Regions from separate parts of the Homo sapiens genome. Here regions 1 and 2 are each linked to region 3. Evidence: chromatin loops called from intact Hi-C (ENCODE). Cell type or tissue: A673. All regions are shown on one strand.

The links. A loop is a pair of places that touch in the nucleus more often than their neighbours do. Peaks named below come from ENCODE experiments on the same cell type or tissue, not always from the same donor. Only the 100,000 strongest peaks of a DNase experiment are listed, where the experiment ranks them.
Region 1: it touches region 3 in a loop (4-fold over the local background); 32 of 110 quality-filtered maps call a loop at or near these places.
Region 2: it touches region 3 in a loop (2.7-fold over the local background); 2 of 110 quality-filtered maps call a loop at or near these places.

Annotation. Positions count from the first base shown.
Region 1 is chr1:147,494,194-147,496,693 of GRCh38, reverse strand. The region is part of intron 3 of LINC00624 (long intergenic non-protein coding RNA 624); the gene reads left to right. Among named protein-coding and RNA genes, the nearest start is that of LINC00624, 22 kb to the left of the region's middle. RefSeq lists a silencer at 1,442-1,631. In A673, a CTCF peak has its summit at 1,544 (motif pointing left); a DNase peak (open chromatin) is centred at 1,503.
Region 2 is chr1:147,763,577-147,766,076 of GRCh38, reverse strand. All of the region lies in intron 1 of LOC102723321 (a long non-coding RNA gene), which reads right to left. It also overlaps a transcript of GJA5 not described here. Among named protein-coding and RNA genes, the nearest start is that of GJA5, 4.2 kb to the right of the region's middle. In A673, no CTCF peak of the experiment used is centred here; no DNase peak of the experiment used is centred here.
Region 3 is chr1:147,698,651-147,701,150 of GRCh38, reverse strand. LOC105371230 (a long non-coding RNA gene) reads left to right here. Exons shown (of 3, transcript XR_922077.4): 3 at 1-1,085. It overlaps LOC102723321 (a long non-coding RNA gene), which reads right to left and starts at 423. Exons shown (of 3, transcript XR_922079.4): 1 at 343-423. In A673, a CTCF peak has its summit at 1,028; a DNase peak (open chromatin) is centred at 1,020.

The sequences.
Region 1 (2,500 bases), 200 kb after region 3:
TAGGTCAGGTCAGCCTTTGGCTGTGTTAAATGCTTTAGGAAGTTCCTGGACCCTTTCCTATTGTTTACCTTGTGAAGACATTTCAGTCAGAGTTTTTTAATAGAACAGTGGAACATGAAATTAATTTTCTGGGCAAGCTGGTAGTGAGGTATACTGGTGTTACAAATCTAACTTTAGATTTTTTACTTCAGCTTTTGACTGTACTTCCTTTCAGGAAGAATTCTTTTATGGAATTCAACCAGCCCTAACTCTGTGTGTGTGTGTGTGTGTGTGTGTGTGTGTGTTCTCCTTCATCCACCAAACACACCATGTTTTGATGCATCTGATTTACCATATACAGTTGTGGCAGGAATTTCTTCTTCCCACCTCCCCAGGCCAGTGTGAGCTTCCCCTGAAGCCATCTTGGATCCCCTCAGTTAGGGGCCGCTGCTCAGAATTCCCAGCAGCCTTCCTGTTGCAGCACTTCCCACGTCCTCAATCCTTACACCTCCAGGAATAGGGCACAGGCAGTGCTGTGAAAGCTCAGGCAGAGCTGGGCTTAAACTCCAGAGCTTCTCCGTATTTTCTGAAAGACCTTGGACAAGTTATTTAACTTTTCGGAGACTCAATTTTCTCATCTCTAAAATCATGAGGGACTGTTGATGAATCCTTAAGGACTAATAATCACTGGCGTGACTATCGTGAGAATCCAAGAGGTAAGATAAATAAAGTTACAGGGAAAAGCCTGGCATGAAATTGTTGTTTCTTGCTGAGGGTAGGATTCGTGTGTGTCCTCCCCAAATGCCCAGGTCCCTCCTTCAATGGGCACTCAACAAATATCCACTGAATGGGGGTGCATGAAAGGACATGCTGGGAATCTAAACCTTAGGACAGAGCAAGGAAGCCCCTTTCCTTTCCATGCCTCCTTGTTCAACTAAAGCTATATGTACCTCCTATGGTTGTATTTATTTGTTGTGTCTTTTAAAGCAATATAGTTCTCTTTATGTGTACTCCAACATGCAGCAAAGTATTGTAACCAGACTGCATCATTTGAGTTCATTCCTGAAAGTTGCTTCTTGAGGTTGAGCCATCTTAGAGAAGAACCTGGCCTCAGCAGAAAGAGGTGAAGGCCACAGCATTGGCTGAGTGTTCACTAAGTGCCGGGCCCCTCAACTATGACAGTGTACCAACAGAACACATGGCACGGCAGAAGCACTCATCACCCATAAAACAGATCAAGATGCTGAAGTTCAGAGAAGTTAGGAAGTTTCACTGAGCACCCAAGATAAGACACAGCAAAATGGGATTCTTGGCTCTAAAACCCATATACTTTCCATTATATCACACTGAATTTTGCATCAGAGGAACTGTGGTGGAATTGTGACTTTGTCACTAACCAGCCGGGAGGCCTTGGGAGAGCCACTTAATATTTCTGAGGCTCTAATTTCCTCAACCTACAGGGAGGGTTGGACCACTAGGCGATGGCGCGGTTCTCAAATTCGGTTTCAGTGGCTGTCTGTACCAGCCACTGCTAGTGTCTGCAGCCCTCTAGTGGTGCTTTGCAGGAACCAAGTGGTACCTAACCTTTCCAGGGCAGTTATTCACAAAGCGTTGATGCAGACTGCCAGGGCACCTGGGGCCTCAATGCCTGTTCACATTCACTGACCATGAATTAAAGACAAGCAGGGCTCAGAGGAGCCCTGGAGATAGACGTGAGCCTCATTGGTCCTCAGAGGGATTATTATTTTTAAAACTTTGCTTTCTGTTTGTTCTATACCATGCCTAGGACTCTCACTCACCTTTGAATGATAAAGAATGAACCCTCCCCATAGATTAAAATTGTAATTTTAAATTTAGTCATGGTATGTGCATGTACCTGACTTTGTTCATATCCCACAGCCCTAATATAATCAGGCCATCTTGGCGGCAACAGGATTGCTGAAGGGATGCTGTGTTGTGGACCAGCACATCGGGTTTAAGCCCTGGTAATGCTAGGCATTGACACCACTGGGTCTCTCACCTCTCTGCACCCCAAACTTATCATGGGTAAATGAGGGGTTTGGTGGAAGAGGCCTTGCAACTCTGTCTTATGCATGTGCATGGAGCTGATTCTTTAGAATGGCAGAGTTTTACCATTCCATTCAGTCTTTGAGATTTTTGCTGATGGGAACATGCCTTTCAGTGAAGCTGGGACAGAGGGGTTAGGAAAAGATATTATCTAGAGCTTAAGGTAGAGTAAGGTGAACAAGCATGGCCTTAGGAGCCACCTACATGCTGACAATTCTTACACATATGACCTGGGCCTCTTCCCTGAGATCCAGACTTAGTATCTACCTGTCTGCTCCATTTGGAAATCTAACAGCTATTTCAAACTTAACATGGCCAAATAGAGCTATTTATTCCCCATTCCTCCTAGGTCTATTCCCCAACCCTGGCCTTTCCCACCTTAGTGAATGGTACCACTATCTACCTAGTTGCTCTAGGAGCCCTATTTACTTTTCTTCTTTCAGTTATATCCCCA
Region 2 (2,500 bases), 65 kb before region 3:
GACACAGAAATTATTGTAAAATACTATATTAGAAAGGCTATTATGTGTGACTCCACAGGACAGAACTGGAATCAAGAGAAAGAAGAGAATTTTCAAGGCATCCCTATGGTAGGGCCTCACTCACTAGCAATATACCTTCTTAAGCAGGAGAGACGAGGGTGCAGTCACAGCAAGTGTGCTGGGAGGTACCTGTCATCTGCAGCCTACCTAGTTGATGCTGCAGCCACTACTAAAAGACTGCTACAAGCATGGACATTACTAATTGTGCAGTCCTTTACATCCCCAACCCCATTTGGAGGCTTCAGATTAGGCCCTCAGGAGCAAATAATGGACTAAGCATGGCCTATCATGTGGGTTGAGAATGACTCCAAACTCCTAGGCATGGCTGTTAAAGCCCTCCACAATCTGCTCCTGCCTGCTATGCAGACTCTCCTTCCATGCTCTGCTCATTGTACTCTAAAACCATGCTGGTTTTCATTTCAATGAATTTGTTCATGCAGTCTTGCCTTTGTCTGAAATCCCCTCATCTCTTCTGCAACTCCTCCATCCACTCCACACCCCTACAGACATCACATACCCCTAACTCCTACACCAGAGTTATCTCCACTGGGAAGTCCTCTCGAAGGTCTAAGAATTGATGAGCTCCACTCTTGGAGGGGAGATGGAATGAAACTTTCTGGCATGCACCAGACTTGAACAGAAACTCTGGAATGAAGCCCTGGTTCTTCCCCCATTAATTGTTTATTTGAACGAATCACTTTTATATGTTTCCTCCTCTGCAAAACACAGGCAATAACAATCACCCCACAGAGTGGTTATGAGGATTCATTCATTCAACAATAAAAATTGAATGTCTATAACATTCTGAAGGTATTCGGTCTTGAACAGAACAAATATGATCCTGCTCTCTTGGAACCAACAAGAGAATGTAGAAGCACATTTTGAACAGTATGTAAGCTTTTATTTTTATTTATTTATTGTGAGGTTTTATTTTTACTGCTGACCTTAAGAAGAAAGACTTGAGCCTCCTTAGGACCTCTTTGCAATCTTACTGCTAGCCAAACATTTTCTTCAATCATTAAGAAAGCATTTATTGTGTACCAAATGAGAGAACCTAATGCAATAAGAATGCAAAGTAGAAGACAGGGCTTTTAACTTTGAGAAGCATACTACCCATTTGAGAGAAAAAGCTGTTAAATACTTGACAGAAGGAATCATGCCTGACTTTATTAATTTTTTTTTTTTTTTTTTTTGAGACGGAGTCTCACTCTGTTGCCTAGGCTGGAGTGCACTGACGTGATCTCAGCTCATTGCAACCTCCACCGCCCGGATTCAAGCAACTCTCCTGCCTCAGCCTCCTGAGTAGCTGGGATTACAGGTGCCCACCACCACACTGGGCTAATTTTTGAATTTTATTAGAGATGGGGTTTCACCATGTTGGCCAGGCTGGTCTTAAACTCCTGACCTCAGATGATCTGCCCGCCTCGGCCTTCCAAAGTGCTGGAATTACAGGCATGAGCTACCACACCCGGCCGATTTTATTAATTTAATAGACACCATTGAGTGCCCAGTGTGTGTCAGGCCTTGCACCTCTTTGGTACTGTTCTCATTACTCAGAACAGTGGTAGGCACATAAAGGGGACTCAGCAAAGTATCTGCAGGTTGGCTGATAGACAAATGTTTGGAAAACAAGTCTAAGGAAATATATAACCAAGTGTGAGGATGTATCCTCCATGCTGGATGGTAATTAAAATTGCTACCATGTACCAGATGCTCAGTCTTCTGGAGTTCAGGGGACACCAAAGAGGGCTGAGGTCAATTTTAGAAGACTTATCCATTTTGCTGTAGATTTGCGGAGTCAGAGGAAGAGGTTCTGGCTATGAGTTTATGATTAATCTGGGTTGCTCTGAAATGATTTTCTTTGAAAAACACTGGCCGTGTAGGGGGACCACGAGAAGGAGCACTGGGCCGGGCATGGTGGGTCATGCCTGTAATCCCAGCACTTTGGGAGGCCAAGGCGGGAGGATCAACTGAGGTCAGGAATTTGAGACCAGCCTGGCCAACATGGTGAAACCCCTTCTCTACTAAAAATACAAAAACTAACCAGGTGTGGTGGCACACACCTGTAATCCCAGCTACTCCAGAGGCTAAGGCAGGGAGAATTGCTTGAAACTGGGAGGCAGAGGTTGCAGTGAGCTGAGATGGTGCCACTGCACTCCAGCCTGGGTGACAAAGCGAGACTTCATCTCAAAAAAGAAAAAAAGAAGCACTGGATTCAGAATGTAGGTGCCTGAGCTTTATTTCTGGTCATTGGCCATACAGTACATGAAATAAAATCATAAAATGATTCATGCTCACTATACACAAAATCCTTCCTCTGGCCCTCTTCCTCTTATCTAAGCACCATGTTGCTATTGCCAAACAAGTTTCCTAGTGGCCCCTCCAAAATTTGCTTTATCTCAGGATAGGACAAGTTGAAAGAGGATGTTGAAGGTTTGGG
Region 3 (2,500 bases):
GTGAAGCCAGGGAAGACTAACAACGAGTCCAGAGATGGAGAGGAACAAACCTGACTGGGGTGGTGGCACAAAGGAGAGCATGTCCTGTTCATCCTTCCCTCCACAAAGCAGCTGGACAAGACCCAACCAGTGATGGGATCTCTGTAGCATCATTTTCCAAAGGAAGCTGGCACATGACAAGTGCTGCCTCCATTTCAAAATCCATTCATGTACCGACATTCGCCTACCCTCTCGGCCTTGATCCCACTCTCCTGAGGTGCCTGAGGGATCTTGCCACTGTGCGCATGGCACTAAGGAACTCTGCCTGCCAGTCCCAGAACTGCTCTTGTCTCACTCTGTTACCTTATGCAAATGGCAGGCATGGGAAGCCTGCTGCTCCATCTGGGAAATCCTCTGGACCACCCAACCTTCCTCTCGGAGAAAGTAAAGGGAGCAATAAGGAAATATTTGCCAAGCCCTGTACAGCCACCTGTTTGCAGAGAGAGGGAGAGTTGCCATATTAATTATTAAGCAGACCTATCTGAGCCAAAGAGAGTCATGGAAACTTCATTATTATGGGTGGTATGTGGCTGTCTTTGGAATATTCTGCTTGCTTGGTTTCTAATTTCCTTTTCTTACATGAGTCTTTCTCCCTCATAAATCTTTGCATCTCAATGTTCTGTTCTCTCCTCCCTTGTGTTCTGAACTAGGAGTTCCCACAAACCCTCTGTGGTTAAATCTACTCCTCTAAACACCACAGGCTCCAGGCAGCATTGTTCATGAAAGCGGGTGACACCCTTTGGCCTCCGCCCTCTAGAAGGGCCTGCTGAGTGAAGGCCCAGTCAGGGAGGGGAGGGATGGAGGGGTGTTGAGGAGATTGAGGTGGGCAGGGAGTCCCCCCACCTCTCCCAGCTGCCCAAGGAAACACTCTCCAACTGTTTCTCTAGAACAAACCAACCAACAAGCGCCAGGAGCCTTCCGTGAATCTGACAGCCGGCTGATCACAGAATCCTCCCAGCAATGGCACTTAGCCCATAACTGGCAGCAAGTGCCCTCTAGAGGGAGTCAGAGGCATCCTCTCTGAGAGGCAAATTCTAATGTCCTGCCTGAATTGGGTACTTAGAGGGGCTTAGCAAATGATGCCAATTGGGGGGAAAAAAAGGAAAGAAAAGAGAAGCGGGGCAACTGGTGTCTTCATCACTAAAAGACAGAGAGAAGCCTTCCTTTGGTATCAAGAGGAGTCTAACAGACTGTGCCATTCAAATTAGGCTACATTTCTGTGGCAGAAGCAGTGCACATGGCAGAACTAGCGGTGGGGTATGAGTGTGGTGGGCTCCACGGGCTCACTCTGAGAATCTGTCTCTAGCACACAAGGTGCCAGGCCTTAATTTGGTCTCCCTGTTGCTCCTGCTTCTGAAATGTGTTGAAGCAGATACAGCTGTTTAAACTGGCATCCCTGTTTATCTGTGTGTTCCCAGTGTCTAGTATTTAAACACCTGAACTGAATTTAAATTGCCATCAGCTTGTTAACTGCAAAATAATAGAACGATTTCAAGAAGATGGTGGTAGGGGCTGTATTTCGACCACTCTGCTTTCTCATACAGACACCTCGCTCCCCAGGCCTTCTGCCAGATATCAAAAGTAGAGGGTATGTGCTGGGCCTGGTTTTTTTATGCCCTGAGGATCAACATAGTGTAGTGAGAAAATCCTGGCTTTTGGAGTCAGCCCCGACTGGATTTCAATATGAGCCCCTCACTTACTAGTTGTGGGAATGGTAGACGTTTTTAAACTTTCTGCACATCAGTTTGCCCATCTTTAAAATGAAAGTATTAGTACTTATCTCAGAATCTATATGCTTTATTTAACATAATATAAATGATTTAAATCACACATAGACATTTAATAACATGGAAAATGTATGACATATTAAGTAAAAAAAAAGGTGGTTATGGAACATTGTTATAGACTGAAATAACACCATTGTGTGGCTGCCCCAAGTTTTCTGTGGTGTTTGGGTCCACTGCTACCACATACACGTCGCACCATGTTGGAAATACATGGATTCAACTAGTACATGGGTCCCTATTCACTTCTGCTGGTTTTCATCGAGACCACTGCCTCCTGATTTCTATTGCTCTCCAGGGAGGAATCTCTGTATCTTTTACCGTCACCACCTGCTCACTTTTGTCCTCACAAAAGCATCCTTTGGGGGTTGGCATTCCATGCCTGAGAGTAAGGAATACTGGTAAGCTGATGAGAAGAGCTTTACACTTTACAGTTTCAGGTTTTCTACACATATGGACCAAAGGGAATTAATCTCACCTAAGAAGCAAAAGACTCAACACTGTCACAAATTAATATTTAACCAGTAATTATCTCTTCTATAAAATGATAGAAAAATGTATTGAAATGGGCTTCCTGATGCCCTGCTGTACTCTGTTGACAATAAAAACTGATTCAAGCCTTTGGAAAACTATCCATCAAGAGCACTGAAAATGGCATACCTGGGTGGGCACAGTTA